Regions from separate parts of the Mus musculus genome. Here region 2 is linked to region 1. A link is a loop called in an ENCODE intact Hi-C map of the cell type or tissue named here. Cell type or tissue: heart. All regions are shown on one strand. Each heading gives the region's core, and the rest is flanking DNA. Links, peaks and the distances in the headings are about the cores only. Region 1 has its middle 9.2 kb from the start of Gm41207. Region 2 has its middle 37 kb from the start of Gm41208.

Region 1 (16,709 bases), core at 8,498-10,997:
TGCCCCATATTGACTTTGACAGTTTCAAGAAACACCGGTCAGATGTTTCGTAGCGCAGCACTGGGTCTGGCTTAGTCTGTTGTTTTTCTTCTGATAAGATCGTGTTTCAGGATTTAGGGGGAAATACCATAGAGGTTACGTGCAGTTTTTGTTGCTCCAGCTTAGGGATACGTGACTACTATATGCTACCACCGAGGGTTGTGTGCTTCGTCATGCGCTTGGGGTGGTATTTCTCAAGTTTTTCCTTTACCGTGTCTGTTCTTTTTTTTCCACTCTGTTCTTCAGGAATGAGTCACTACATCTAGCATACACTGAGTAGCTCTCACACCTAAGTACACAGAGGACTTTTCTTAACGCTATTTGTAATCTGGAGTGAACATTCCAGAGTCTCTGTGTCTCTTCCCTGAGTTCTTTTCTAGAAGGACTGTCATATCGTTACAGGGTGTCTCATAGGCTGCTGTGACAGTGTCTCATAGACTCAGTGGCAATAGACATTTATTTCTGGGCTGGAGGTTCAAGATCAGGGGTCAGCATAATGAGGCTTCAGTGGGGGACCGTTTCCCCAGCATCAGACTGAAGTTTTCCTGTATCCTCATGTGATAGAAAAACCAAGAGCTCCATAGGGCCTCTCTCAGGGGTTACTCATCCCATTCCTGAAAGCCTCACTCTCATGACTTGGTCAACTTCCCCACAAGACTCTTGTCTCTTGATGCCATCACATTAGAGGATAAGATTTCAGTATATTAATTAGGGAAGGGCACAAATATTCAGTACATAATATTCAGATTTTATCAGTAAGATAAACACTAAATTCTTTGTTTGTTTTGCAGTCAGGTGGTGGTGGATATTCTTTTAATCTCAGCAACCAAGACACAGAGGCAGGTAATATCTGTGTTGGAGGCTAGCCTGGTCTACAGAGCCAGTTAGGGCTACACAGAGAAACCCTGTCTTAGAAAATTATTAATTAATTAATTAATTAATTTTTGCACATTACACTCTGGTCAGTCATTTTTACCTTATCACATTACCCTATCCCACAATTCCATCGTGGCTATTGGAATTGACAAACTGCATATTTATTTAATCTGTGTCTTTCAAAGTATCTCGAAAACTACATAGAACCGAAATGATACAAGGTAGACCCTTTAAAAAAGAATATTAGGGAAGAATAAATGAGACAGCTGTTTAAATAGGAGGCTTATCAATAGATTATTTTTAGCAACTCTGATGCAATGGAAACACTAAAGTTGAATTTTGAGTTCCAAGTGACTGCTTTAAATTAGGGGCACAGCTGGGCTGAAGTGAGGGCAGAGGCAACAGGAAGGCCACAGAGGGAAAGATGTGGTGGGAGCACTTCGACAGGCATCTCCCTCCTTGGTTGTGCAGGAGAAAGGGCAGGTTATTTTACAGTTAAGTTAACATTGGATGGAAGGGTGGGGCAAAAGAAGAGATCATTTGAATCCTACTAATGCCGGGCCTCTCCAGTCCTTCTGTTAACACTGTGTCTACCGAGCACAGACCAGGGCCTCTTGCTGCGGCCGGACACTAATCCCATGTGACCTTCCTCTTATGAGGGGCCTGAATCAGTATTTTTTGGAGAGTTTTGCAATATAGACTAGAACTATGAAAACTTTTTCTATAAAGGGCCAGATAATAAATATTTTTTGGTTTTGTGGGCATATGGTCCCTGTTATGTGATCTTCATCTTTTAAAATGGCTTTTGTTTAAAAGGTCATAAACATTCTTAGGTTGAGGGTTGTACAAAAATGCACCAGTGGAGACTGGCACTTTGGCTACGGACCCCTCCTAAATAAATATGTATACTGGGACCTTAAAAACCATGGGAAGTTTTGTAGAGTAGAAATCTGTCTACCATTGCTCAAGTTGATTTATCAAGCAATTATACTGGAATTGCTTTTTTTCTTTTATCCATTTAATGTCTATGTGAGGTAGTTTCAAAACCCTGATATTTTCTTTGGAATATTATGATTTTATTCATATATGGAGAATAACAAAGTTGATCTCTACTCAACCTGCACATAAAGAAACATTCGGGATGTCTTCAAATAAATAAAAGAGCACCAGAGACTGTCTCTGGATCCTGAAAGATCCCCAAGCAACATCCCGAAAACATTAAGCCTGAGACATAAATTATATGTTAAACCATATTAAAATTAAGAATTTCTGTTCAGCAAACAACATCTTGTAGAAAAAAAATCTAATAAAAAGCATAGGAGAAAAAAATTGCCATGTTCAAAGCCATAAGAAATTAATGTGGCAAGGAATGGTTTCTACTTAATAAGAAAAGAACTGAGTCTCCAATACAAAATGGATGGGTAAGATAACTAGACAGTGCCCGGGGGAGACATCAGAGCGACCAACACATATATGAAGATGCTAGAACTCATTAGCAACTGCAGAAATGAAAGCTGAAAAGAGATTAAAATGTTTACACTATTGGCAAGTAGTTTTCAAGTTGGTTAGTAGCCAGTGTTGGCAGGCATATAGGAAAACAGCTTTTCTTATGCATTGCTGTGGAATCTTTGGACCATGTAGCTTCTCTGGAGAATTACTGGCAAATCTCAGTGAAATTCAGTACGTGCAATACTCACTCTTGACTGCAAACCCTGGGAGACGTAGCCACAGATCCAAGGATAACAAGCACAGAGAAATTCATTTCAGCATTTAGTTTAATGTAGGAGGAGATGGAAGTCAACATACTTCCCATTACTGGAGAAATGGATTAAGAAAATATAGAACAAGCTCACTGTAGAACTCCTCATAATCAAAGTGGGTTGGATAGTTCTTTCAAAAATTGTATTATGTAAAAGATGGGGTGGGGGTGGGGGTGGGGGATGGTGCCCTGGGTGAAAGAAAAGCACTTGCCATGCTAGCCCGACAACCTGAGTTCAATCCCTGAAACCTAACATTAAAAACTAGATCATGGTGGAAAGAAAGAACTGCTCAGGGATGTCCTCTGACCTCTGACCTCTGACCTCTAACATGCATGCTGTGGCACCTGTGCACCCCTGCATGCTAACACAAACTCATTAATTAATTAAAAATAGTGTTACATATGCATGTAGATGACATATGATGAACTGTATGACTCCACACATGTATGTAGGTATGTATGTATGCATGTATGTATGTATGTATGTATGTACTATGCATGTATATACAGGGACAGGGGAGACACAGATATCAAACATAAAGTTGGAGTGTGAGGGATCAAAGGGTAAAATAATACATGGAATCCAGAGATTGACGCTGATGTTTTATGAACAGAATGGTACAGAGAAACCAGCTCTTGGCAGTACTTGTTACATCAGTATGTGTGTCTATTGTATTCTACTGCCCTGGAGATTCACCCTCTGTCGAAGAGGAAAAACTTAGCTGATCTGTTTGGTTTTCTCCCCCCACCTTGATCTATTTACCAGTAATAGAAAACAACCTGGCTTTAATATATCAAAGGTTTTATGGTAAATCTAATACCTTTGCATGTACTGTGTGAATACTACCACTGTCTCCAAAGTCTGTTTCATCTCACCAGTTCAGTATCATGGTGGAAGGAGAGAACAGACATTGTCCACTTTTCCAGCCCCAGCCCCCAGTCCCCAGCTCTAGCTCCCAGCCCCCAGCCCCAAGCCCCCAGCCCCAGCTCCTAGCCCTAGCCCCTGTGTGTCAGTGGCTTTTTATCATTGTGTTAGCCAAATACCTGACAGAAGCAAGATTTATTTTGCCTCACAGGATCGGAGGGTTCAGCCCCTGGTCACTTGACAGAGCATCAAAGGGGCAGGCATTCATGGCAGAGGAGTTATTAGCATTATTGCAAATAGCACATAAAAAAGCAGCCTGGGGGTATGATATAACTTTCAAATATGCACACCCAGTGAGAGCCTAGTTCTTCCAACTGGGCCTCTACTTACTGCTAAGATCATTAACACATATTATGACTCTGTCCAGGGATGAATCCCTCACTAGGTCGGAGCAGTCAGGGTCCTCTGACTCCAGAAGCCACCACAAACACACCCAGAGGGATGATTTCATAATCTCATAGGGGTTTCTCGATGCAATAAAATGAACAAAACTAACCACACACCCTGACAACTATCATTTCTGCCACTGGATCCCCCTTTCATAAGTAGAATAATACAGCATTTGTCACTGAACATAATGTCCCAAAGACTCATCCAGGTTGTAGTATAGTCAGAATTTCCTTCCTTTCGTAAGCTGAAAAATACTTCATTGTGTATATATTCTGTGCTACATTTGTTTAGCCATTAATTCAGTTTGCAGACATTTAATCAAATCTCTTTTTCATTTTGGGGAATGCATGTCCAGAAGTGGGTGGGACTGGTAGATCAAAAGCAATCCTGTGTTCCATCTCTCAAGGACTCTCTGCAGTGCTGGGTGCAGTGGATACACTTTTATTTCACTGGCAATGCCTGAGATCCAAGTTTTGCATTCTAATGTTCAATCTTCTGTTTTGATTTGCTTTTTACTTTGGATATTTTAGTAAGTATGAGATGATATCTCACTGTGGCTTGTGTGTTTGGTGTGCGTGCTTGTGTGTGTGTACACACATGCTTGTGTCTGTGCTTGTGTTTGTGTGTGTGTTTGTATGCTTGTGTTTGTGTGTGTGTTTAATGTGTGTGCTTGTGTATGTGTGTATATGTGTGTGTGTTTGTGTGTGTTTGGTGTGTGTGCTTGTGTATGTATATGTGTGTGTGTGCTTTTATGTGCACACATGTGTGTGCAGGCCAGAGATTGATGTCAATGACTTCCACTGTTGTTATCCACTTTATTTTTGAAATTCTTTTTATTTATTCATTTATTGAATGCATGTGCATGCACGTGTGTGTACATATGTGCTATGACATGCATTTTGAGGTCAGAGGGCAACTTTCAGGAGTCATTCTCTCCTTCTGTCACCTGGATTATGGGAATCAAACTCAGATGAGCAGTCTTGGTAGCACACACATTTCCCTGCTGGGCCACTTCATCAGCTCTACCTTACTTTAACACGTGATCCTCTCACAGAAACAGCCAGCCAGCAAGCTCTAGGCAGCCTCTCATCTCTTCTCACAGCTCCCAACAACCTTGAGGACAGAATTATAGACTCGAATGACCATGCACAGCTTGTGTTATATGGGTGCTGGAGATCTGACCTTGTGTGCCAAGTTCTTTCCTGACTGAGCCATCCCCCAACTCTTTCATTGTAGTTTGGATTTGCATTTCTCTATTGAATAGTGACGTTGACAATCTTTCATATGTTTATTGGTCAAGAAAAGACACATCAAAGTGATAGAAGAAGTTAGGAAATTAATTTAATCTCTATATTTGAATATTTTATTTCATGAAGTCATAAGCAGTGATCTAATGACTAGTGGTCTTTAAAAAATAGAGTAAAAATGAAAAGAAAAACAGATAAAAAGAACTCTTAAAACTATTAGTGATGTCTAGAATTGTCAGCAAGCTCGTTGCATAGATACTTTTTCTGATCAGTAAATGGTTTCCTATTCTTTGAAAAAAGGCAGAACTCTAATAACCACACCAAAATCTTTAGGGAGTGACTACGGTAGACGTTCTGTTCCTCTTATGAGTGTTAAGGTCTTGGTCAGGGTCAGGGTTAGGATCAACATTAGAACCACTGAAGGCTCCAGGCTCTTTTCACCTGGACCTTCTGCCGACATTAGGAAAGCCTTGGCATCTACTACCAAATCCTTTGCTATAAACCCAAACCTATACCCTTTATTGTCTGGTCACTTTCTCTTAAATACCACTACGGTAGATGCAAAAGGGCTACAGAATTTATCAAAAGAAGAAAAGAACATGGCTTTTAGTGGATTTTTTCCCTAGTATTTGCCAAAGATATGATAGAAGATTAGAGGAGAGGAAAAATTTAGGTTTGGGGAGATTAAAAGAAAAAAAAGGGGGGGGGCAACTATTTCTTTTATGGTCAAGACTTCAAATTATTTACTGGTTATATTTCTTAAAATTTAAAGTAAAAAAAAAAATCTAGTTTTTTCCAAAGGGTACATTAAACTAAATACCCAGAGTGATACTTTTTATCAATGATGGGACTCTTGAAACTATTCATGTCCCCTATGTAAACAAACACCATCTGAAAAATCAGTTCGTTCTGAGAAATACTATATTTGCAAGTGTCTTGAGTGGGTGGAAATAGTGTAGATGGATTTTCCCAGATGGTAAGGCAGAGCTGAAGCAAGCCCACCTAAGAGTTTCGCACTACTTCTGCATTGGTATGTTTTCTTTCAGTTCCAAGAAGGAGCCCAGCTATATTCTGCCTACCCCAGGATGTTATAGTGTCAGGGTAAATATTCTACTGAAACACAATCAAGGTGGTGGGTGGATTGCATGTGTGTGTGTGTTGGGGGGGGTAGTAAGCTTAGGAGAAACTCAGAAACACACACACAAAGCAACTGCAAACAGGTGATAAGTCATCCAGAGTTACACCTTATCATTGAGATGGGCGACCTGGGAAACGTGAGCAGGCAATGCTGCCTGAGACTGATCAGTCAGCCATCCTAATGCTCGGGTTATAGGACCCTTGCAGCTCCAGCCTGCCTAGTCTGATCCCGATTTGTTTCCCCACCCGCTTTCAACATTAGAGGAGAACCCATTGCTTCTGCCCTGCAATTGTGTGGAAACTTATTCTGCTCAAAGGATGCTGGGGTACACAGACTCCAGCCTTTTTTATCAAGGAACACAAAATAAGGTGTAAATCCATCATGCCAAAGGTAATTAACAAAGATGCATTTAATTAAAGACAAAAGGACTTACTTGATGATCAAAATTAAATTAATTGAATACATAAAAACATGTAAAACATTGTTTGCTTAAGGCTTGTGGTTCAATTAGAAAATTTTTAGATTGTTTATACGTCTAGGAAATTCCATAAAGACAAGGGACTTTGGCATTTTACCTATTCATGTTGAACACTCTAAGCATCTACATAAACCCTTCAGAGGCCAAATAGGCAGACCGCAACCAGAAGAAATAATACCTCTCCTCCACTATCTAAAGACTTCTGTAAATATAATGAATTAAACATTTTAAGTTATCTGAAAAGGAATCACACTGATTATAATCTAAGTACACTTTCCTCATCTCCATTTTAAATAAGCCCAAACCCAAACATATTTCTTAAATAAAATACATCAGACTAACTTTTGAACTTCTCATGTAAGAAATTCCTTTTGGTATAAGTACTTTTACTCTTACGTGTCTATTACAAGTTCGTGCATTTAACACAAATTGTAATATTAGGCTTTAAGGACTTTGTAATCTCTATATTCAAGTTTTTAACTATTTCATATTTTAGGCAGGTTGAGATTTCTGAATTCCTAATGGCCACAACAGGATCATTGTCCCAGGAAGCTTGGGACTGCTTATTATTTAGAGAGCTTGAGCCAGGATGCAGGTCTGGGGGATGTGTCATTCCCAAAGGAATTCTTTCTGTATCATGATGGGACACATGGAAGCTTTTCCTGATAGCAGCTATGACAGTGAAGAAGCCAAAGCCCACGCCCGTCAGATGGGTGTTCCAGATTTACTGTTATACAGAATTCTTTCATCTGACCACCTGAAATTTTTGACCTATTTATTGTCCAAGCTAAACTAATTTTTTAAAAATCTATTTTATTATCTGTTTGGATTTTAGACTTGTTTCTTATTGTTTGCATTAGGTAGACCCCGCCATTTCTTGAAGTTTGGATGGAATTCAGTAAAATTCTTCACATCTTGCATCTTTTCAGATGAAGTGGTTAAAACTCTGTAGCTGACAAAGAGTCCTGCAGCATGCAGCAAATAGGAGCATCTTTGCCTGAATTCTCATGCTGAGCTTGGGCTGAGAATCCAGTCAAACTCAGATCCAAGGTCATGTGTGTTCTATATACCTACCTCTTAGAATGAGAATCAAGGACCCTCTTGATCTGTCAGTGCTCATGTAAAGTGTAGCATCCCATTTTACAAATTGGATCTCAGAATACACTGTAAATTAGTTGCTTACTTCCAGTTCCAACAATCCCGTGCAATGGTCTCCACCCCAAGGGTTGGTATGCTGAATAATTAACACTCCAAAGATCCTCGTGTCCTACTATGGGAATCCTGAGAATATGCTACCCTACATGGCAAAGAATGCTTTGTAGTTGTGATAACATGCATTATCTTGAAATGGAGATAACATAAGTCATCCTGATGGGATCAATGTAATTATGACGAGTTCTTATATCAGGAGGCAGAAGGTTGTAACTGAAGGAGATACAGCAATAGATGCCTGAGACTGGAATGGTTAGAGGAAGGGGGTTACAGCCAAACAGTGCAGGTGGCCTCTAGAGGCTGAAGGTTTCAAAATAAACAGCAGCTTTCTTCTGAAGCTGTAGAAGGAGCCAGCCTGGGTGACCCTGACTTTAGGTTAGTGAAATGGATTTTAGACTTCTAAAACCTCCAGAACTGTAATGGAAATCTGTGCTGTGTTAAAGTTGCATTTGTTACAGCAGCAACAGGAGATTCATATGATTAGTGTCTTCCAGACAGCTGTGCTTTAACTTAGGCCATGCAATCAATCCCTTCTCAGATCTTGTCTTTAAATACCACAGTGCTCTTCCAGGTGAGGTGAATGCTTTCTCCACCCTATGTGGTCATGGTTTATTCTCTGTCTCCTAATGAATTCCCTTGTGAGCTACATTTTCCATATTCTGAGTGCCTGGTTTCCAGCTAAGTCTGATTATGAAAGTGTGGAATAAGGGTCCCCTTCCCATCCCTTCCCCTTCCTTCCCCTCCCTTCGGCTCCTCTCCTTTTCCTTCTCCTCTTTCTCTCCCTCTCCCCTTCCCTTCTGTCCTCCCTCTCTCCTTCCATAGAGGCACATGGCACTCTCAGCATGTCTTCTACAAGTCTGGCTCCCCAAAGTCACCATGGTCTTAGGTCCTGGCTGTCCCAGGGCAGAAACTCCATCTGAAAGATCCTGGCAGAATGTAAAAGTACACAGAAGCCCTGAAATTGGCAAGATAGACGTCAGTGTTAGCAGAACTAGCTTCACTGATTTAGAAAAATAGAGGTGCACAATGCTCTGGCCACTCCTTGAACCTGTGTGTCTGCCAATGTTCTGACCAGGTGTGTGCCCATTGCTGCACCTTCATTAGACTCTTTCCTTGTACCCCTCCCATACCCATTTCTTGAGAATAGACATTGTTTAGATCTGGAAATCCCCTAATCTCCCCCTTCTACTTTCCCCCCTGAGGGCCTATAAAAACTGGGAACTCTTTCCCCTCAAGGTCGACTCCTCTACCCCTGTGTGGGTTATGAGTCGTCCCCAGAGCTCTGGCTTTCCCCGAATAAAGCCTCATGTGGTTTGCAACAAGCTCGGTCTGTCGTGAGTTCTTGGGTGTCCGCTATTGTCCTGAGGCCTGAGCGAGGGGCTCCTCTCGGAGTCTTTCACGTCCTTAGTCACCACCTTCTCCCCTGCCCTTCAGCCAGGGAATTTGTTCATCTCTGTGCTGTTTTGTTTCCCTTGCTTTTTTTTTTTTTTAAACAAAACAAAACAAATCTAGCTCCTTTTCCATATTGTATCTCAACCATTAAACACCTCTAAGACATTTCTGTATTGTTGACACAACTATGTTGGTCTTCTCTGTTCCTGTGGCTGTTTCTGGTCTAACTTTGAGGTCTACACTGGAGTCTGAGAAGCTCCACGCACCTCAGTTCTCTCTGCACCTTGGAATCCTCCTAACCCAGACTTTTCCAAGCCATGTCTCTCCTGAGCATAACCTTTGAGTGCTCTTTATTTTCATACCATTTCAATAGGCTTTTTCATGTGAATTTACCATTTGTCTATTAGTCATTTGGGTTGTCTTCAGCCAAAGGAATTTGTTGGAAAGACATAAGGGCTCAGAGAATCCCCCAGGAGGCTGGAGAAATAAGCACTGAACCAGTAAGATCAACAGAAGCCAAGGCACCAGGAGGCTCAGGGCAATAAAATCAAGCCACAGCTGTGAAGTAGAATGGGCTGAGCAGCCACAGCTCCTGCCTTGTGGATGAAGGGCTTTCTCATCTTTGTTGACCATTTACTTGAGACTCAGCTTCAAGAGACTAAGACTGGGGATGCAGATGAGAGGTACAACCCTTGCCTAGCATGTGTGTGTCCCTAGCACCAGTCGTCAGCCATGTAAGCTAAACAAACAAATAAGAAAGCAAACTTCTAAGACAGTTCAATTAGTTGAGCCAACATGTGCTCATCTCTCAGGGAGACAGAGGACATGAAGAGCTTCTTTGGTTTGCTTAAAAGAAGTGGTGTGTTTCTTTAGCCATCAGGGTGGTACATGGAGAGGAAGAAAGTACTCTTAAATGAAATCAGAGAGGAAGCAAATGATGGAAAGCAGATTGATGTTGGGTTTCCAAAAGCAACAAATGACTGCCACACCCTGCCCACTGTTGTGTGTTTAAGTATTCAAGACTAATGCTTCTGAAATCACCATTCTCAAAACCTTACATCTTTGGCATCTTTCACCAATGCCTCCTACTTTGGTCTACCTTTAAATTCGTCTCTTATGAAAAGATGTTAATCTTGGTCTGAATTAACAATGGCTCATCAGCGCTTTGACTGAATATATTGTCATCTTTTTAGGCGAGCTCAGATGAGATTATTTTTCCATGGTTCTGGAGTTTGGGACATTATGTTTCGTGTAGAACATCTTGGATCAATTCATCCCTCCTTAGAATTAGGAACAAAACACCCATGGAAGGAGTTACAGAGACAAAGTTTGGAGCTGAGACGAAAGGATGGACCATCTAGAGACTGCCCCACCCGGGGGTCCATCCCATAATCAGCCACCAAATGCAGACACTATTGCATATGCCAGCAAGATTTTGCTGAAAGGAACCCTGATATAGGTGTCTCTTGTGAGGCTATGCCAGTGCCTGGCAAACACAGAAGTGGATGCTCACAGTCAGCTATTGGATGGAACACAGGTACCCCAATGGAGGAGCTAGAGAAAGTACCCAAGGAGCTAAAGGGATCTGCAATCCTATAGGTGGAACAACATTATGAACTAACCAGTACCCCCAGAGCTCGTGTCTCTAGCTGCATATGTAGCAGAAGATGGCCTAGTCAGCCATCATTGGAAAGAGAGGCCCCTTGGTCTTGCAAACTTTATATGCCCCAGTACAGGGGAAACACCAGGGCCAAGAAGTGGGAGTGGGTGAGTAGGGGAGTGGGGGGAGGGTATAGGGGACTTTCAGGATAGCATTTGAAATGTAAATGAAGTAAATACCTAATAGAAAATTGGAAAGAAAAAAAAAGAAGCTGAATTTGTTTTCTTAAGCTTCTGGTTTTCTCATGGACAACACAGCATCTTCTTCACACAGTGTTCAAGATGCAGGTTACTCTTCCAGTGAGACAGGCTAGCAGGGCATTGAACCGTCTTCACGTATTTGTAAGATGGATATTCACTTCACTTCTTCCTTGCTTCCCATTGGGGGATTGTCAAGTACTGTCTTTCCTCCCTAGTTCCTCTGTGCCATCCATACATCCTTTCTGAGAGCCCCCTCTGTGGTTTTTCTATTTCGAGATGTGGCTAATGAAGCCATGTTGCTACAGATGTCACCCATCAGTGACTTGGTGCTACGATAGTCTGTTGCTTTAAGTCCTATATAGCCCTTTTCTGTCCCACAGCAATTGAAAAAGGAAAAAGAAGCCGGGCGTGGTGGCACACGCCTTTAATCCCAGCACTCGGGAGGCAGAGGCAGGCAGATTTCTGAGTTCGAGGTCAGCCTGGTCTACAAAGTGAGTTTCAGGACAGCCAAGACTATACAGAGAAACCCTGTCTTGAAAAAAACAAAAACAAAAAACAACAAACACAAACAAACAAACAACAACAACAACAAAAAAGAAAAAGAAAAAGGAAAGAGAGTCCATATAGTTGAGGGGTGACAAGAGTGGTATTTCTCTAATCCATATTCAATCTTCAGAATGGCTTCTTTTTTTTATTGTTGTAGCCCTACAAACACTGACCTGGGTCTGGAAGGTGGCTTGTCTCCTTTCTTTCTGAAATCAGAAATTTAGAATAGTTCACACTGTGATGCATTGTGCAAAGTTAACCATGGGCTACCTGTGGTGAGTCACTGTGGCATATTACACTTGTCCAGAGCAGAGAAATCCCTAATGAAAATGTTCCAAGTCACTGATGAGGGGGGCAGGCTCTCAGTAACTTTCCTCCCATCATTCTGAGCTATATTGCTAATGTGTACTCTGTTATTTTTGGAAGTAATTCCTTGCTTGCTCGTTGGTCTCTGGTTACTCATCTAACTCTACCATGGCTCACAAGATGAAGATTGGTCTCTTTGTTGAGCCTTATTTGTCTTTCTTAAAACCATGGCACAGATTTCATATATCACACACTCCGGGACTATTAAAAATAAGGAACAATTCTCTCTGCCTCATAAAGTTCAATAACTTCATGTTGACAAACTGCTAATCCCAATCCAAGAAGAGAAGAAAAACCAATTATACAGTGACTCCTCTCTATAACAAATACAAAGTCACTCATTTTTTAAATTTACTGAGTGGCTACCATGCCAGACATCAGGCTAGACACTGGGGAAGCAACAGTATACAAGCAAGTTCTTGTTACTGCAGAATAACATACAATTATCAAGAAATTCTCTAAACATGCAAATTGCAATGGTGACCAATATGCAAAACTCTGTAAAATCCTCTACTGATGAGAATTGAGTAGTTGACAGGTCCGGAAAGTTCCTGGAAAAAAAAAATGGTCCCGAGGCTGAGCTCAGAAAGATGGAGAGGAAGTCATTTATCTTTATGTCTGATAAGAAGATATCAAGCGGAGTAGCAGGTCACTGGTGGAGACTGCAGTTTGTAGCTGGGCTGGTGGTTATATTTCCTCTCTGCTACTGCAGAGTACTTTCCAGTATCCCAAACACTCGTCTGTACTGATGAAGGCTCTAGTTAGGTACCAGCTCAGCTTCACATTCAGTGAGGTACATAACTATTGTCTTCACCTATAGGGCCTTACTGTTGTGGAGAGCAACCAATCACCTTGACAATAGCTTGAAATGTTTTGGAGACTCTCATGGTGCCCCCTTTACCAATACTCAACTACTGTAACCCATTACTGTCACTGAAGGATTCCATTGGTGGCAAAACATATCTCATTGCGGATTTGTCTCCATTGTTATTCTGTGACTCCGTGTATATTTCTGTCACGTATTATGGATTTTAGGAAGCTTTTGCAGTTGTAGACTGTGACTCCTTAAATGACCCTTGGTGTTTGTCGTCCCTTCCTATAGTCCTTCTTATCTCTCCCATCCCCCTCCACATTTAATCCTCCCAGTTTAGTCTCCCCACCTCCATCTCTCCATAACTAGATATTCTATTTCACTTTACTCTGGAGATCCTCTACTTCCTTCCTAGGGCCTTACTTTATACCTAACTCTGTGGGTCTACAAATTGTAGTAAGCCTATTAGAGGCTTAAATGCTAACAAATTAGAAGGTTTCTTAAGTCCTAGAATAGGGCTAGGTTTCAGTACTGAGAATTCAAAACCTGTGGGCACTAAACAGTTCCCCTTACAAGGTTTTGAGAGCATCAAAAGACGTGAAAGACCTGAGTATAATGGTTCATGCCTGTAATTCCAGTTCTTGGAAAGCTAAAGTAGGAGGAGGCTATGTTACGTTTCAGGATGGTCTGGTTGAAGAGCAAGATGCTGCTCGAAAGAGTGCAGTAAGGAGTTCAGGTAAATGGAAGATTCAAAGCTGCTCTGAGTGACCAAAACCAACCAAACATAAACAAAACATAATAGAGAGAGAGAGAGAGAGAGAGAGAGAGAGGGGGGGGGGGAGAGAGACCACTAGAAGGTGACATAGGAAGACCATCTCCAGGGATAGACTCTGATAGTACAGAAAATAGTCCCAAGAACTGAAGGATGGGATTGCATGAAGCTAGAAAGCTTCTGCTCAGAAAAGGAAGCAATTGCCAGTATAAGGAGAGAGCTACATCATGGAGGAAAAACATCTTTGCCAACTCTGTGTCAGCTTAGTGATTAATATCTAGACTACAGAAAGAATTGAAAATAATGAACATACAAAATTACCTAATAAACGGGCATGTGAGCTGAATTGACAACTCTAGAAAATTAAATACGAATATAAATAATTGACAAAGCATGTGACTACTTTCAGGTTTTGTGTTGCTCCATTCATAATGGCCAGCGGTGAGGAAAAAAAAAATGACAGCAAATCCTGTGAGGATGGAGAAAACTGAACACAGTGCTTATGGGAATGTAAACAATGTAAAGCCAGCGCAGAAGGCAGCATGTAAGTTCCTTTGAGTCACTAAAGACAGCACTTCTGTGTGACTTGTGCCACTCCTGGGTAGATAGCTACGCCTTTAGCTGAGATAGTCACAGCTGCCAGAAAGTGGAACTCACCTCAAGGAACAGAAAAGGTAAATGTGGTACACAGTAGATTTTTATTCAGCCATAAATGAAATCATGGGATTTTTCTGAAAAATTGATGAAACCTGAGGTCATTAGGTCTACATGAAATATTTCAGCGACAGAAAGACAAATAGTATCCTTTTTTATTTTGATATGCTGAGTCTAGAGTTAAATGTGTGTGTGTGTGTGTGTGTGTGTGTGTGTGTGTGTGTGTGTGTGTGTGCGACTTGAAAGTAGAATATGGCTAGGGACTGTGAGAGAGGAAGAAGATGAAGAAGAAAGGTTAGGGGTGTGGGGTAAGAGTAATATAATGCATTTGAAGCACAAAGGTGACCATTTGGAGGGAGAAAGACCAGCAAGGGGAAGACAATGAGGATTCAGAGAGCAATGGGGACCATGGGGTGAATAAGGAGAAAGTATAACACACAGGCACGAAAATGCCATAATGAAATATATCACTTTCTATGCCAACTTCAAAATTAATTTAAAAACAGAATTATCATAATTATTTTCACACTTCCACTAATTCTCTAAATTCTCTTTAATGGCGCATATCAATGCAGAGTTCTGACTTACTTGAACTCTCTAGATCTGTCACCAATTATGAAATGGTTGCCAGGATGCAGATCTTTGTTTCTTTGAGGGGCTGTCAACACAGAATTCTTACTGTGGCCCAAGCAATTCGAGGGATCACTCATCCCATAAACAACATTTTAGACAGAACACACAGTCCTTTTGTGCTGAGGATGTTGATTGGTTAGACCTGAACAGAACACACAGTCCTTTTGTGCTGAGGATGTTGATTGGGTAGACCTGAGAGACAGGTGGATGAAATGAAGGTGTCCTGGAGCTCCTGAGGCTGCTGATGAAGAATGGTCGTTAATAGTTTATTTGAGTACGGAAAAGAATGGACTGAGCACTTCATTGTGTGGATGCTGACAAATATGAAGTGACATTTCAAATTTGATCCATCTTACCCATCCATGTGCATGAGGTAGCTGCAGTGTAATGTACTTTAAAGTGCTTAGTTTTGGAAAAATAAAAATGAGCGCAAGTGAACCAAAGACATCATGGATGGCTTGAAGTCTCCAGGTGCCCTTTCTTTGCCCAAGAGTCTTGGGTTTCAACAGTGGTCAGTGTTTGCAGAGTGACCACTTATTTATGTATGAAAATCCCCTGATCCACAAGGTTTCCAGTATTTATTTTCACATCACATCAAAGGTCAACAATTTCTCTACTCACAGGTCCACATTGCTCAGGCCTCAAGGTGGTCCTGATACCACCTAGCTGCATAATGAGGATTCTGGCACTGTTTTAGCATAAGAATAATATCTGAAGTGTTTTATTTCTTTATATAAGCATCAAAGGATGAACATAAGCTAAAATGAGGTTTCATATGTCACGGTACTCCAGAGTATCCAGGGAGGTTGGGGGAAGTAGCCAAGAGAATAGAGGACAGAATTCCAACTTCATGAGTGTGGGTCAGAGAGCATGTGGATTAGCAGCAACGCGGGCAAGAGACTTTAGGAGTCTAGATTGCTTATAGTCAGTATGCTATAGCCATGTAAAAAATTCAATCTTAGGTTCCATTTATGAAGTATGATAGTATCCACAGAGTAGAGGTAAGTGTTCTTCTGCTCTGGAGCAATACCATACAATCCAGCCATTGTACCTATTTCTGAGGAACACCCTAGCAGAACCTAGCTTAGGTAAGGTAAGTCTAAGTTGCGGATGCTCAGAGATCCATTGACAGCCATGTACTGCTGCATTGTTCATTTCGATTGGCCTGCTACTCTCCTGTATTACATCCCATATAATATGCAAGTCTGGCAAGCAGCTCTGGTCCATGATGCCATTCAGTGAGCCAAGTTTTTTCATACTCATTCCCCCATCATTCACCAGAAAACTGTCACCTGCCACAGGACTGAAATAAGCAGCAGTGTGCCCTGGTTACAGTCGGGCTGACACAGGAAAGGAAGAGGAAGGGCATCCTGGTGCCATTTGATGCTGGCCACTCAGTATTCATGCTCACATGTCACTGTCACCTGGAAGTCAGGAAGGCAGTTCGGCTGCTGTCAGCATGCAACTATAGTTCTGTTAAAAAAGAAGAGGAAGGAAGGGACGGAGAAGAGGAGGAAGAGGAGGAGGAATAAGAAAAGAGAAGCCATGAGTGATTTTGCATGCCTGTACTTCCAGATAGTCAGGAGGCTAAGGCAGGGAGATCATAAGTTC
Region 2 (16,709 bases), core at 8,821-11,320, 98 kb before region 1:
GCTGGTACTTTGCAGAGAGTACAGAAATGATCAAGTAACCAGCCAGCAGAATGTGAGGTATGTGCTGCGGGCCTGTCTTCGTGGTTCTTATAATTTGGCAAAATGGCTTTTTGGATCAGTGAAGCTGTAACATTGGGAGATAGCTGGGCGATGAGAATGAAAATGTGCCCCGCCCAGTCAGATACTTTAACAAAGATTCCTCCCCCACTCCTGTCCCTTTGCATTGTGTTTAGAAGATACCACCAACATTCAGCAGGAGACCCTAGCCCTTAGTCTATACCCAATGGGACAGTAATTCATCCTCTACAGTTTTAAGTTATGCACATGATACTATGAGGTTCTGAGGGATGGGTGAGCCTAGAGCTATGACACACAGCCAACCAGACTTCCCACCATAGTCCAGGACAGCATTCCATGCATATTCTAGGTCTCCAAGGGAAGAAAGGCTCTTCACCTTTTCTTTTTTAATTAATTAATTAAATTAATTAATTAATTAATTAATTTATTTTTTCCTCACCTCTTCTACAGGAGTCTCCCCTGTAAAACAGTGCTCTTTAAAATGGGTTGATAGCCATCATCCTTCTAGGAATTGAGACAAAGTCAGTGTCCAAACAGACCATCATCTTGGTCTTGGCTTGAAGCTAGTTAGTCATGTGACTTGTGTCCCAGAATGACCTTCTGGGTCCTGGGATGTCTTATGGGCTGCTTATTCTTCATGGAGGGTCTTGACAGAGCCCCTTTCTTTCTTGGGCCTTCCTAATTTCCATTTATCTCATAGGAATAATTGGTCCCCTCTCCAGGGGATCAAACCTGTTTGCTCCACATGACTCTTAGCTCTAGGAGCTCATCTCAGTGTAGCATCAACGCACACAAAAACTTCTTGTTTTGCTTTTCTTTGTCCTCTCCTCGAGTATATAAGTCCTTCATAAAAGGAAGGCAGCCAGCAGAGATCACATCGGACCAATGGGGCCAATCCTGGGACTTCATAGATGTTTGGAAGATGAGCCGATGCTGGAATCACGAAGGAACACAGACGCAAAGAGCATCCATTATGATGGGAAGAGTCAAGAACATGCCGATGTCAGGTAGCTTGGTTAGAATTCCAGTCCTGTCCCTTGTCAGTTAAATGACTTTAGACTCTTCTAAACCTTAATTATCTCACTTGCAGAATAACAACCACAGCAACGATAGCAGCCTAGAAAGATAATTACTTTGATATTATTGCAGATACGTCAGGACTGAAATGCAGTAAATGGGATAGTGTAATTATTTAGACTAGAGTTTGGCACATTCTAAAGGCTGAGCTAATATTAACAATACTCTCACCCCCTTGGTGTCAGCCTAATTCTTTCTCTGCTGGGGTACATTTTGAAGAAAAGAACTATTACTACATTTGGAAAAATTCTACAATTCTTATTTGAGAACGATAACATGGAATTTCTTTCCAAAGCAGCCACCAGTATCTCCGAATCATGTGGAGTCATTTACAAAGATGAATAAATATTTATCGCGCTGACATTGGCATGACTCCCAGCGTCAGAGGGTCTCATTACCAGGAATGTTTATGAATGGCTTCTCCCGAGCCATGTTTTACCGGCATAAAACTCACCACTAGGTGGCAGCTGAGAGAGAGTCCCCGGAAGTGAAGGCAAACACACCCTTTTGGCAGCTGCATCCGAGGCTTTGCTGTTCATACCCAAACAACTGACTCACCCAGTGAGCAGCGTCAGCCTGGAAAATGACAGGCACTGATTTCAACGGCCAGTGAAATATAACATCCCTGGGGCCAGAGCAGAAAGACAGATCTGGAAGCCTGAGAGCAATTTCCACGGAAATAAGAGAATTAGGGCTGCTGACAAATGAAGACACAAAAGCTTATAAACTACTTAAGTCTTTATGATAAATCACGTCCCTAGATAAAGAAGACTCGTATAGTCACGATTCTCCCGTGCACAAAAGCCTACGGTGACCATGATGGGTTTCGCAATTAGTAATGGGTGGGCGGGTAGGAAGGAACAATAACCTGGTGTTAGAATTTCTAGGGAGAACTAAGCAAATAGCACTCATCACACTTTCTCTGTTCATAACACCGACTAGGGAAAGAGACTGTCAGTGCAGTGTGACTATTGATGATATGCAGAGGACAGAGGGCATAGCACCGCAGGAGAGCTGAACAACAGCGGTAACATTTCCTTAAGCACTGACTCTGCAGAACCCTGTCTGCCTTCCACGCTGTCTCTCTCACCCTGCCAACTCCACTGCCTGGCAGCGGTGATTCATATCCCCATTTGACAACCAGGGAATTGGAGGCTTTCAGAGATTAACTTGCCTAAAGCTGGAGTTCGATTCCATATCCAAGATTCAAATCTCTGCAGTCTACCAGAGCTATGGTAACAGGAAGAAATCCAAGGTGGTCAGCAGGATTTGTGCACGTGTCCCAGCCTTCTTTGCTTCATCTCCTCCTGTACGTTTTGATGCTCTAATTAAGCTGCAGTGGGGCAGCATTATGGGCTGGCCTGAAGGCTACCAGTGCCGAGGTTGCACAGAAGATGGGGGCACCAGAGGATAAATAACAGTGCCCTTTTATTATCTTGAGGGTGCCTCCTCAAAATAAGAGGGCCATTGTAATTTCTTGTACTCCAAGGATTTGTGTGTGCCCCCTTGGCCACTAGTCACCATGACACATTTGCCCTTTCAATTCAACCTAGACTTTGGCTTCTGTGCCAAACATACTGGCAGAGGTCTACACGGTCTCTTCAGACCCAGAGGATGCTGTAAGAATCACCACCAAGTACTTTTCTTCTGACACTTCACCTGTTTGTTGACCTGACATTCCCCAAAGATCCAAGCTGACCCTCCAACCCCTTATTTTGTCCCTGGCTCCTCATTTCTGCCCAGTGCTAGGTGCAAAAGGGTGCTCATGAATGAAAAGATTCTTAGATTAGATATCTTTTCATTCTGTTTGCTTTCAGGGAAGATGGAGGGGAACTCCAAGCCATGTAATTTGTATTTAAAGCAGGAGCAGGCTCTTGAAGTACTGGCTTCAGGTCACAACCCTTGGGAGCTGACCCATGAGCTCTGAGACAGGATAAAAGTCTGGGATACACTTACCGTTGCTGAAGCTGTTCAAAGAACAGTGTGGGATATTACCTTCTCAGCTTGCTCAGGGGCCTGTGGCTGCTCACCTGGAAGTCCCTGTGTATATAAAGGTGACATGAAGAGAGGACTCCCTCCCACACAGACCACCACTACCACACACACAGGTACCATTGCAGTATTTCCTCCAGTGCTAAGCAATAGCTAGAATTTCCCCTAAGAGGGTGACAGCCCACACAGGTTTGCATTGGCCACAATAAACTTCCAGGCCATTTGTTTTCCTGTGATGTCATGACTCCAGCTTGCCCTAGCTCTTCCAAACCTTCACAAACATGGATGCACTCATTTCCAAACCCACACGGATACAGTGTTATAGTGTCAACACCACGCTCAGAACAATGGCTTAGAGTCCTCTACAGGTACAAAGTCCTGCAGCAAGCTCGTCTCATTGCAACCAGCATTTGCCCTCTGCCGAGATCCCTCCCCGTGCCCTCCTCTGTCCCCCATCTCATGCTTCCTACAAAGGCAAAGCAAAATGCACATTTTCATTCCTGTGTCTCTAGAGGTCTCAAATGAATATTGTCGATAGATTTTTCTGCTTCTAGGAAGCCAGAGGGAATAAAATAGCACGGTAAACGCCAGCTCTCTGTCACCCAGCTTTATCACATGTTAACCTTTTGGTGTATTGTCCTAGATTAGAGTTGTGGTTGAGGATTCCTGTGGGGAGTGGGAGAGCTACAGTCCACCTCTCTCTCTCTCCCTCTCCCCCTCTCTCTCCCTCCCCCCTCTCTCTCCCTCCCCCCTCTCTCCCTGTCCCCCTCTCTCTCTCCCTCGCCCCCTCTCTCCCTTTCTATTTTATTGTTACTAATTGCCAGAAGTCTCTAACTCCTGTTTCAGTGTTGATTTCTGCCACCCCCAAGGCTTTAAAATATTGGCTACTTAGATATGGAATCATAAATAGATACAACATTTCACTTAACTATTCTAACATAGAAATGAATCCTCCTATCTTTATGATTAGGTAAATTTTATCCACTCAGTGATATGACTGTTGGGAATTCAGAATATTGATGTGGGCTGCAGTGGGGAACGTGCCTGCCACGAAGCCTGGGAACTTGAGTTCAGGCCCTGAGAACTCATATACAAAGCCAGCTGTTGTGTGTGCACCAATCATACCATCACAGGAGAGGCCAACACAAGACGGGCTTGCTCTACAGAACTGGCACAAAACAGCTCTTCTATTCTCTGTGGTCAGTGACATTTGGTTACTGTCTATTGTTTTCTCTGCAGTTTCCTCAAAGCTTGCATCATGACAGGATGTTGGATTTCAGCAAAGACAGCTCTCTCCATCTGTTGAGATGATCATGTGATTTCTGTCTTCAAGTTGGCTAAAATGCTGTGTAACTCCTATTGTTTTTTTTTCCAAGTGTTAAAACATATTTTTATACCTGGAATGAAGCCTTCTAATTTTCTTTTGTGTGTGCGGCAAATGGTTCCAACATGTTGAATTTTGTTTGCAAGTATTTTATTGAGGACTTTTAGCATCCACACTCCTTAGGGACAGTGGCCTATGTAGTGGTTTGAATGTGACTACTCCATACCCCAATAGCCTCAGATAATCGAGGATTTGGTTCCCAGTCAGTAGCACCGTGTTTAGGAGGTTTGTGAGGAGTGTGTCATGGGAGGTGGACATGCAAGCATTGTGCCACTTGCAACTCCCCCTCTGGGTGACTTGTGTTTAAATTTGAAACTGTGAGTCGCAAACAAGATGGCGGCGCCCAGTGGAGTCGAGGCCACGCTGGGGGTTTGCCAAGGCTGACTCTCCGTCCCGCTCTCCCTTTGGGTGCCACTCGGGGCGAGCGGGAGGACAGGGGCCGGGCAGGGACAGGGGCACTTGCGTGGTTGGACCGCGAGCCCGTGCCCAGCCTGCGCCGCCCCCACCCGGCCCCGACCCCGACCCGGCCCTTTCCGACTCCGTCCCATCCTTGCGGGTCTCCTCCCGGTCTGACCCGTGGCCAGGCTATGTTTACAGCTCCAGGCTCCTAATGCTGAGGTGCTTCCTCCAGTCCGGGCTCGCTGTCACTTTAGAGATGTTTCACCTCTTTGCTCCCGAACATTCCGCCTTCCAAGCCGGGGACACCGTTCCCTCCTGTAAAAGTTCCCTGAAGCCCACTTCTGTAGCCCTTGCTTCACCCTTGGTTAGACGTTCGCATCCCTTCCAAATTCACTCCGATCTCGCCACAATAGTGGCAACCTTGACACCGCTTTCCCTGAGGAGCCAGCCTTCCTTTTGTCCTGAACTCTGCAGCTCTATCATGGAGCCTGTCTACTTGGTGGTGAATGGGGTGGGCTTGGTGCTGGACTTGCTGAACTTGACGTTGGATCTCAACTTCCTGCTCACGTCCTCCCTCCTGGCTACCCTGGCCTGGCTTTTGGCCTTTATCTACAATCTGCCACACACGGTACTGGTACTGACCAGTCTTCTGCACTTGGGTCGAGGATTCCTGCTTTCTTTGCTGGCCTTAGTTGAAGCTGTGGTCCGATTTACCTTCGGGGGACTTCAGGCCTTGGGGACGCTCCTTTATAGCTGCTGCTCTGACTTGGAGAACTTAAAGCTACTGGGGCACCTGGCCTCCCACGGAGCTCTGAGGAGCCGGGAATTCCTGAATATGGTCCTGAACATGGTCTCCAATGGCCATGCTTTGCTGCGCCAGGCCTGTGACATCTGTGCTATTGCCATGAGCCTGGTGGCCTTATGTGATCAACAGTCTGATCAACATCTGCCTTATTGGCACCCAGAACTTCTTCTCCCTGGTGCTGGCCCTGTGGGATGCTGTAACCGGGCCTCTTTGGAGGATGACAGACATGGTGGCTGCTTTCCTCGCTCACAACTCCAGCAGTGCAGTGGCTATGGCCATTCTCCTGTGGACCCCCTGCCAGCTAGCACTGGAGCTGTTGGCCTCAGCCGGCCGCCTTCTGGCCAGCTGTGTGGTTTTCCACCTCACTGGATTGGTGTTGCCAGCTTGCGTACTGGCAGTAATTTTGATTGTGTTGCATCCAGAACAAACCCTGAGGCTGGCCACCCAAGCTCTCAGTCAGCTTCATGCCCGCACATCTTACCACCGGCTTTGGGAGGATATCGTTCGGCTGTCTCGCCTTCCACTAGGTCTGGAGGCTTGGTGCAGAGTCTGGAGCCGCAGCCCACAACTGGCCAGTTGGCCAAATCGGGGCAGAGCACCAGGAGCCCCCCAAGGTGGCCCCAGGAGGGTGTTCTCAGCCAGGATCCAGCCACAGGACACTCCTCCTGAAGCAGAAGAGGAGATCATCCGAGCTGCACCAGCTAGAGGCCGAGAGCAACTCAACAAGGACGAGCCTGCCGCTGGGCAGGACCCATGGAAGCTGTTGAAGGAGCAAGAAGAGCAGAAGAAGTGTGTTATCTGCCAGGACCAGAGCAAGACGGTGCTTCTTCTGCCCTGCGGGCACCTGTGCCTGTGCCAGGCTTGCACTGAGATTCTCATGCGCCACCCTGTTTATCACCCCAACTGCCCGCTCTGCCACCGCAGCATCCTGCAGACCCTCAATGTCTACCTCTGAGGTCCACACACCGGGACAGCATCAACACTTTGCCTCTGGGTTCTGGCCTGAGTCTTCTTTGCCCCCGAAGGCGGCGACTCTGCCAAGCCTCAAGCCATATATCCAGGACGTGTAGCTGGAATACTCTGGAAGACTCCAGTCTGGGTGGGACAGAGTAACACTTTCTCTAAACCCTGTGTGGGGCCCTGAGATGCTGAGGGTGGTGAGCATGTCACTATGCAAGGGCCTTGAGACTCTGTGGTGGGCTCTTGTGCTGCACCTGCCAGGGCCCACCCAGATGCCTGCCTCTAGGGTTGTCCTTCTCTGCTTCTGGCTCTTTTGTTGGAGTTTTTGGTCCTTTCCCCCAGGCCCCGCCATGCCACATCAGTGTTGTTTGAGGATTTTGGCAACTCATGGGCCTTAGAGTGATCTTGATTCTTTTTTCTCTTTTTTGTTTTTTCTTGGTTTGGAATGATCTTGAACCTTTATATTCAGTCAGAGCCTCTGCCCTGGTAGGTCTAGGAGTAGAAACTTGCAGATGCCCTTAGAGCCACTTCTGCCTGTCACTGTCTTTTAAAGACTCCCAACTTGACCAGGACCTGGGATCAGGAGTTTATCCCTGAGTACAGGGGTGCAGCTACACTTGGCTTTGGGACCATTCACCTTCAGGCACCCCAGCTCCATGGGGAGCCTCGGAAGGGTCAACCAGATGTCTACTCATTCCCTACATGGCATAGAACATAGCATTCCTCCTGGGATCTCTCCGGCAGTGGAGAGAGCATTCCGCACTTTTCACTTGGGTCCAAACGAGGGGCTGGGCCTCAGGGGTCATAGCTCCATTAAGTCGGTCTGACTGCCCAGTTTCTATGAATAAAGTTCTGTTGACAGCTCTAAAAAAAAACAAAAACAAACAAACAACCAAACAACCAAAACCAAAACAACAACAACAAAAAACCTGAAACTGTGAGTTCTCAGCTTCCTGCTCCTGCTGTGTGGCCATGCCTCTCCACTGTGATGGATTCTCATCTCTTTGGAACCATAAACCCAAAACAACTTCTTTTTTTCAAGTAAGTTGCTTTGGTCATGGCATTTTTCTGACAGCAACAGAACAGTAACCAACACAGCCCATTCTTTTGTGTGTCCTTGATCAGTTTTGTCTCCATGGCAATATCATGACTCAGTGTCAACTGAGTTTGATAGCATTCACTCCCTCAAATCTGTGGAATGGCTTGAGGAGAATTGGTGTTGGTTCTTTCATTGGCTTGTCTTCCTGTCTCCAGAGACTCTGTAGGCAAGCTTTCCACCAGCATCTTCTAGTTTGCAGCACTGCCTCTCCTTCAGGAAATGAGTGTTACATGAATCTGTGGTTCATGCTAGATTCGAACACATAGAACACTGCATTTCTGATTCAAAGACTCCACCTTTAGCTAGGAGAAGAGAGATTCCATAAGTCAGCTCTTAAAGTGCAGCCCTCTTACCACGCCAACACACATAATATGGCGGTATGAAGAAGAAGAGCTCCCATAGGTTCATATGTTGGAATGCTTGGTCCCAAGTTAGTGGAACAGTTTGGGAAGAATTAGAAGGTGTTGCCTTGTTGTAGCAGGTGTGGTCTTGCTAGGGGAGGTGTGTCACTAAGGGTAGGCTTTGAGTTTCAAAAGCCCATGCCAGGCCCAGTGTCTCTCTTTCTGCCTGCTGTCTGCAGCTCTCAATTACTGCTCTGGTACCATGTCTACCTGCATGCAATCTTGATGGTCATAGACCAACCCTCTAAAACCATGAGAAAGCCCATGGTTGAACTTTATTTTTAAGAGTTGGTCATGGTGTCTCTTCATAGCAATAGAACAGAAATTAACACACACACACAGGGCTCTCAGGGGTCTTCTAAAAAGTGGCCTTTGTCTCTGGCTCAATAGTGTCACATAGTCATGATTCAGAACAGGCCTTTTAAGAATGCCTTTTCGGTGCTGCTGCTGTGAATGATGGGGAAAGAGGATTTTCTTAGCACCTGTGAATTTTTGAGAATCTTGAGAATCCTGTCTGTGGGCTGATTGAATTGTACTGCAATTCTGCTCAGTGATTTATCCAATGTTAATTGTATTTAAAAAAATTTTTTTGAGTGCCCCCTATTTTCCTCCCCATCCCTCTGCTGTATGGTCCTCCTCTCTTCCTCTTCTCCCCCGTACCCTCTCTCTCCTCTCTCCTCTCTCCTCCTCTTCTCTGCTGTCTAGATATGTCTAGACACTGACAGGACAGTGTGTATTTCCTGAAGTTCTCCCTTTGTTTTAAGCCATGGCTCTCTCCCTCGGCAGCTGCACTCACTACACACTTGGACCTGAGCCCTCTGGAACCAACTCTGTCAATTTTCTAAAGTTTTGTTTCTTTCTTGACCCATAAAACCTCATTGCCTCTCTGCTGTTACTCACATCAAAGGATAGTTTCTCCTCAACTATACTGGGTTCACTCCCTGGAGACTTCAGCATTGGTGCAGGGTCTTTGTCTGCATCTTGCTTGGCTTCTGATCTCACAATCTTTAAGAAAATCCTCTGTAAGATTTTTGATCCTTGCCAACTTGATAGCATCAGATTTTTCAATTGTTGCCAAACTGGTCATGATAAAATAATATCTCCTTGCGGTTGAATTTGCTTTTTTTGATCATTGGGGAAGTTGAGAACTTCTGTTTGGTGTTTATGTGTGTATGCCTAGGCCACAATACATGTGTGGATGTCAGCAGACTTCATTCTCTCCTTTCTTCATGTGGCTTCCAGGGGTTGAAGTCAGGCAGTCAGGCTTGGTGGCAGGAATCTTTAGCCACTAAGACACTTTGCTGGCTGAGCCTGAGAAAATTTTCACACACATACAAAAATTAAAATTTCCTCCTTGTTTGATTTGCTTCTCAATATCATCTACCTGTCTCAGCATGTTATTGGTTACCAGTCTTGATAGATTTCTAAGAGTTCAAGTTATGTCCTGGATATGCCATGTTGCCAGTTGAAGGTAGCTTGAATATGATGCCTGGCTTTGCTCTTGAGCAGGGCCTTGAATTTTAAATATGCAACCATTTCATGACTCACGGTCTTTGTGAGCAAGTCATAAGAGAATATCATAAAAATAATCTTCAGAATAAATCTCCCTAAAATTGATTTGACCTATGTGGGATCTCTATTCATGCCAGTACATGGGTATAATCTAATGTTCTTATCCCTAGTGCCGTATGCTGAAAATGTATTTGATCTACCTGGGATCTGTATTCCAGCCAGTACATGGTCATAATCTAATGTCACTATCCCTAGTGCCATTTGCTGATGACTTCTTATTTCCCCAGTGATTTACAAAGACATCCTTCTCTTCCATGGAGTCGCCATCTATAGTATTCTGCTCATTCCAAAATCAAGTGGAATTGGTGAGTCATGGGCCATAGACTTTTGAAATTTTACTAAATATTGCCAAATTGCTCTCTAAAGTCTTTGTATTGATTTATTTTGTCACGACCAGTGGCAGAGTTTCTATATCTCTTCATGCCCTCCTTTCCCTCTTTTAAAAACCTTTCATAGGGTGACTCATCTATTCTTGAATTAATATCTTTACCTTCGATCAGATGCACTAGTGTTATCTGGTAAGGGAGATCTCTTCTTATCTGCTAATCAAAAGAGGAAGATAATAGACGTATATGAGAGAGAGCCAGGTCTCCTCAGCTGAACCTCCATTAACCCTCACCTCCTCCAAACCTCCGTCCCCCAACACTGGCTAAATAAATGAGGGTTGCTAAGTGCTTTTGGGGTTCTGTGGCTGCTTATTCTATTTCGTAATCAGGCCAATGAGAAACTTAAATAAATGAGCAAGTCCTTATGAAGCATTTGTTGTCAAGTAAGTGCTTGATGAACACAGGCTGTTATCACAGTTTCAGCTAACGGCAGTTAATAGGCTGACTCATTGAAGTCAGCAACCTGTGGTTCAACATGGATGCCTTCCCAGTCCCTGCACATGCCCTCCCCAAGTTGTGTGGGGTTTTTTTTTTTTTTGTTTGTTTGTTTTGTTTTGTTTTTTGACCCAGTCATCGCCCAACACTGTTGCTTTGAGCTCAGCCTCTCGTTGTCTTGTCTCCTTGCTCTAATCATACTGAGCACTGAGCTATTTATCTGCTGTTACCATAAGCCATTCCCCTCCCCTACTCCTCAGCTCTCACCTTACCTCCAACACGCACACGCACACACACACACACACACACACACACACACACACACACAATTTTCATAGAAACATAGCTAAAAGTAAGCTGGAATAAGATGGTATGTGCCTGTTATAGAAGCACTTGGGAACCTGGGTACAAGAATAGCTTGGGTTACTTGATAAGAGTCCATGTGAAATCAAATCAAAGCAGAACAAAACACTGGACATTAAATCTTTTTTTTTCCATTTTTTATTAGGTATTTAGCTCATTTACATTTCCAATGCTATACCAAAAGTCCCCCATACCCACCCACCCCCACTCCCCTGCCCACCCACTCCCCCTTTTTGGCCCTGGTGTTCCCCTGTACTGGGGCATATAAAGTTTGCAAGTCCAATGGGCCTCTCTTTCCAGTGATGGCCGACTAGGCCATCTTTTGATACATATGCAGCTAGAGTCAAGAGCTCCGGGGTACTGGTTAGTTCATAATGTTGCTCCACCTATAGGGTTGCAGATCCCTTTAGCTCCTTGGGTACTTTCTCTAGCTCCTCCATTGGGAGCCCTGTGATCCATCCAATAGCTGACTGTGAGCATCCACGTCTGTGTTTGCTAGGCCCCGGCATAGTCTCACAAGAGACAGCTACATCTGGGTCCTTTCGATAAAATCTTGCTAGTGTATTCAATGGTGTCAGCGTTTGGAAGCTGATTATGGGGTGGATCCCTGGATATGGCAGTCTCTACATGGTCCATCCTTTCATCTCAGCTCCAAACTTTGTCTCTGTAACTCCTTCCATGGGTGTTTTGTTCCCAAATCTAAGGAGGGGCATAGTGCCCACACTTCAGTCTTCATTCTTCTTGAGTTTCATGTGTTTAGCAAATTGTATCTTATATCTTGGGTATCCTAGGTTTGGGGCTAATATCCACTTATCAGTGAGTACATATTCTGTGAGTTCCTTTGTGAATGTGTTACCTCACTCAGGATGATGCCCTCCAGGTCCATCCATTTGGCTAGGAATTTCATAAATTCATTCTTTTTAATAGCTGAGTAGTACTCCATTGTGTAGATGTACCACATTTTCTGTATCCATTCCTCTGTTGAGGGGCATCTAGGTTTTTTGCAGCTTCTGGCTATTATAAATAAGGCTGCTATGAACATAGTGGAGCATGTGTCCTTCTTACCAGTTGGGGCATCTTCTGGATATATGCCCAGGAGAGGTATTGCTGGATCCTCCGGTAGTACTATGTCCAGTTTTCTGAGGAACCGCCAGACTGATTTCCAGAGTAGTTGTACAAGCCTGCACTCCCACCAACAATGGAGGAGTGTTCCTCTTTCTCCACATCCACGCCAGCATCTGCTGTCACCTGAATTTTTGATCTTAGCCATTCTGACTGGTGTGAGGTGGAATCTCAGGGTTGTTTTGATTTGCATTTCCCTGATGATTAAGGATGTTGAACATTTTTTCAGGTGCTTCTCTGCCATTCGGTATTCCTCAGGTGAGAATTCTTTGTTCAGTTCTGAGCCCCATTTTTTAAGGGGGTTATTTGATTTTCTGAGGTCCACCTTCTTGAGTTCTTTATATATGTTGGATATTAGTCCCCTATCTGATTTAGGATAGGTAAAGATCCTTTCCCAATCTGTTGGTGGTCTTTTTGTCTTATTGACGGTGTCTTTTGCCTTGCAGAAACTTTGGAGTTTCATTAGGTCCCATTTGTCAATTCTCGATCTTACAGCACAAGCCATTGCTGTTCTGTTCAGGAATTTTTCCCCTGTGCCCATATCTTCAAGGCTTTTCCCCACTTTCTCCTCTATAAGTTTCAGAGACTCTGGTTTTATGTGAAGTTCCTTGATCCACTTAGATTTGACCTTAGTACAAGGAGATAAGTATGGATCGATTCGCATTCTTCTACATGATAACAACCAGTTGTGCCAGCACCAATTGTTGAAAATGCTATCTTTCTTCCACTGGATGGTTTTAGCTCCCTTGTCGAAGATCAAGTGACCATAGGTGTGTGGGTTCATTTCTGGGTCTTCAATTCTATTCCATTGGTCTACTTGTCTGTCTCTATACCAGTACCATGCAGTTTTTAATCACAATTGCTCTGTAGTAAAGCTTTAGGTCTGGCATGGTGATTCCGCCAGAAGTTCTTTTATCCTTGAGAAGACTTTTTGCTATCCTAGGTTTTTTGTTATTCCAGACAAATTTGCAAATTGCTCCTTCCAATTTGTTGAAGAATTGAGTTGGAATTTTGATGGGGATTGCATTGAATCTGTAGATTGCTTTTGGCAAGATAGCCATTTTTACAATGTTGATCCTGCCAATCCATGAGCATGGGAGATCTTTCCATCTTCTGAGATCTTCCTTAATTTCTTTCTTCAGAGATTTGAAGTTTTTATCATACAGATCTTTCACTTCCTTAGTTAGAGTCACGCCAAGATATTTTATATTATTTGTGACTATTGAGAAGGGTGTTGTTTCCCTAATTTCTTTCTCAGCCTGTTTATTCTTTGTATAGAGAAAGGCCATTGACTTGTTTGAGTTTATTTTATATCCAGCTACTTCACCGAAGCTGTTTATCAGGTTTAGGAGTTCTCTGGTAGAATTTTTAGGGTCACTTATATATACTATCATATCATCTGCAAAAAGAGATATTTTGACTTCCTCTTTTCCAATTTGTATCCCCTTGATCTCCTTTTGTTGTCGAATTACTCTGGCTAATACTTCAAGTACTATGTTGAAAAGGTAGGGAGAAAGTGGGCAGCCTTGTCTAGTCCCTGATTTTAGTGGGATTGCTTCCAGCTTCTCTCCATTTACTTTGATGTTGGCTACTGGTTTGCTGTAGATTGCTTTTATCATGTTTAGGTATGGGCCTTGAATTCCTGATCTTTCCAACACTTTTATCATGAATGGGTGTTGGATCTTGTCAAATCCTTTTTCTGCATCTAACGAGATGATCATGTGGTTTTTGTCTATGAGTTTGTTTATATAATGGATTACATTGATGGATTTTCGTATATTAAACCATCCCTGCATCCCTGGAATAAAACCTACTTGGTCAGGATGGATGATTGCTTTAATGTGTTCTTGGATTCAGTTAGCGAGAATTTTATTGAGGATTTTTGCATCGATATTCATAAGGGAAATTGGTCTGAAGTTCTCTATCTTTGTTGGGTCTTTCTGTGGTTAAGGTATCAGAGTAATAGTGGCTTCATAAAATGAGTTGGGTAGAGTACCTTCTACTTCTATTTTGTGAAATAGTTTGTGCAGAACTGGAATTAGATCTTCTTTGAAGGTCTGATAGAACTCTGCACTAAACCCATCTGGTCCTGGGCTTTTTTTGATTGGGAGACTATTAATGACTGCTTCTATTTCTTTAGGTGATATGGGACTGTTTAGATGATCAACTTGATCCTGATTCAACTTTGGTACCTGGTATCTGTCCAGAAATTTGTCCATTTCGTCCAGGTTTTCCAGTTTTGTTGAGTATAGCCTTTTGTAGAAGGATCTGATGGTGTTTTGGATTTCTTCAGGATCTGTTGTTATGTCTCCCTTTTCATTTCTGATTTTGTTAATTAGGATTTTGTCCCTGTGCCCTTTAGTGAGTCTAGCTAAGGGTTTATCTATCTTGTTGATTTTCTCAAAGAACCAACTCCTCGTTTGGTTAATTCTTTGAATAGTTCTTCTTGTTTCCACTTGGTTGATTTCACCCCTGAGTTTGATTATTTCCTGCCGTCTACTCCTCTTGGGTGAATTTGCTTCCTTTTTTTCTAGGGCTTTTAGATGTGTTGTCAAGCTGCTAGTATGTGCTCTCTCCCGTTTCTTCTTGGAGGCACTCAGAGCTATGAGTTTCCCTCTTAGAAATGCTTTCATTGTGTCCCATAGGTTTGGGTACGTTGTGGCTTCATTTTCATTAAACTCTAAAAAGTCTTTAATTTCTTTCTTTATTCCTTCCTTGACCAAGGTATCATTGAGAAGAGTGTTATTCAGTTTCCATGTGAATGTTGGCTTTCCATTATTTATGTTGTTATTGAAGATCAGTCTTAGGCCATGGTGGTCTGATAGGATACATGGGACAATTTCAATATTTTTGTATCTATTGAGGCCTGTTTTGTGACCAATTATATGGTCAATTTTGGAGAAGGTCCCGTGAGGTGCTGAGAAGAAGGTATATCCTTTTGTTTTAGGATAAAATGTTCTGTAGATATCTGTCAGGTCCATTTGTTTCATAACTTCTGTTAGTTTCACTGTGTCCCTGTTTAGTTTCTGTTTCCACGATCTGTCCTTTGAAGAAAGTGGTGTGTTGAAGTCTCCCACTATTATTGTGTGAGGTGCAATGTATGCTTTGAGCTTTACTAAAGTGTCTCTAATGAATGTGGCTGCCCTTGCATTTGGTGCGTAGATATTCAGAATTGAGAGTTCCTCTTGGAGGATTTTACCTTTGATGAGTATGAAGTGTCCCTCCTTGTCTTTTTTGATAACTTTGGGTTGGAAGTCGATTTTATCCGATATTAAAATGGCTACTCCAGCTTGTTTCTTCAGTCCATTTGCTTGGAAAATTGTTTTCCAGCCTTTCACTCTGAGGTAGTGTCTGTCTTTTTCCCTGAGATGGGTTTCCTGTAAGCAGCAGAATGTTGGGTCCTGTTTGTGTAGCCAGTCTGTTAGTCTATGTCTTTTTATTGGGGAATTGAGTCCATTGATATTAAGAGATATTAAGGAAAAGTAATTGTTGCTTCCTTTTATTTTTGTTGTTAGAGTTGGCATTCTGTTCTTGTGGCTGTCTTCTTTTTGGTTTGTTGAATGATTACTTTCTTGGTTGTTCTAGGGCGTGATTTCCGTCCTTGTATTGCTTCTTTTCTGTTATTATCCTTTGAAGGGCTGGGTTCGTGGAAAGATATTGTGTGAATTTGTTTTTGTCGTGGAATACTTTGGTTTCTCCATCTATGGTAATTGAGAATTTGGCCGGGTATAGTAGCCTGGGCTGGCATTTGTGTTCTCTTAGTGTCTGTATGACATCTGTCCAGGCTCTTCTGGCTTTCATAGTCTCTGGTGAAAAGTCTGGTGTAATTCTGATAGGCCTTCCTTTATATGTTACTTGACCTTTCTCCCTTACTGCTTTTAATATTCTATCTTTATTTAGTGCATTTGTTGTTCTGATTATTATGTGTCAGGAGGAATTTCTTTTCTGGTCCAGTCTATTTGGAGTTCTGTAGGCTTCTTGTATGATCATGGGCATCTCTTTTTTTATGTTTGGGAAGTTTTCTTCTATTATTTTGTTGAAGATATTAGCTGGCCCTTTAAGTTGAAAATCTTCATTCTCATCAATTCCTATTATCCGTAGGTTTGGTCTTCTCATTGTGTCCTGCATTACCTGGATGTTTTGAGTTAGGATCCTTTTGCATTTTGTATTTTCTTTGACTGTTGTGTCGATGTTCTCTATGGAATCTTCTGCACCTGAGATTCTCTCTTCCATTTCTTGTATTCTGTTGCTGATGCTCGCATCTATGGTTCCAGATCTCTTTCCTAGGGTTTCTATCTCCAGCGTTGCCTCGCTTTGGGTTTTCTTTATTGTGTCTACTTCCCCTTTTAGTTCTAGTATGGTTTTGTTCATTTCCATCACCTGTTTGGATGTGTTTTCCTGTTTTTCTTTAATGATTTCTACCTGTTTGGCTGTGTTTTCCTGCTTTTCTTTAAGGGCCTGTAACTCTTTAGCAGTGCTCTCCTGTAATTCTTTAAGTGACTTATGAAAGTCCTTCTTGATGTCCTCTATCATCATCATGAGAAATGTTTTTAAATCTGGGTCTAGATTTTCGGTTGTGTTGGGGTGCCCAGGACTAGGTGGGGTGGGAGTGCTGCGTTCTGATGATGGTGAGTGG

The links. Hi-C counts contacts between places; a loop is a spot of excess contacts. Peaks named below come from ENCODE experiments on the same cell type or tissue, not always from the same donor. Only the 100,000 strongest peaks of a DNase experiment are listed, where the experiment ranks them.
Region 2: it touches region 1 in a loop (1.9-fold over the local background); 7 of 42 quality-filtered maps call a loop at or near these places.

The regions. Positions count from the first base shown.
Region 1 is chr14:72,870,594-72,887,302 of GRCm38, reverse strand. No RefSeq gene overlaps it. Among named protein-coding and RNA genes, the nearest start is that of Gm41207, 9.2 kb to the right of the region's middle. In heart, for the core only: no CTCF peak of the experiment used is centred there; a DNase peak (open chromatin) is centred at 9,992.
Region 2 is chr14:72,968,607-72,985,315 of GRCm38, reverse strand. It overlaps the pseudogene Gm9198. Among named protein-coding and RNA genes, the nearest start is that of Gm41208, 37 kb to the left of the region's middle. In heart, for the core only: no CTCF peak of the experiment used is centred there; no DNase peak of the experiment used is centred there.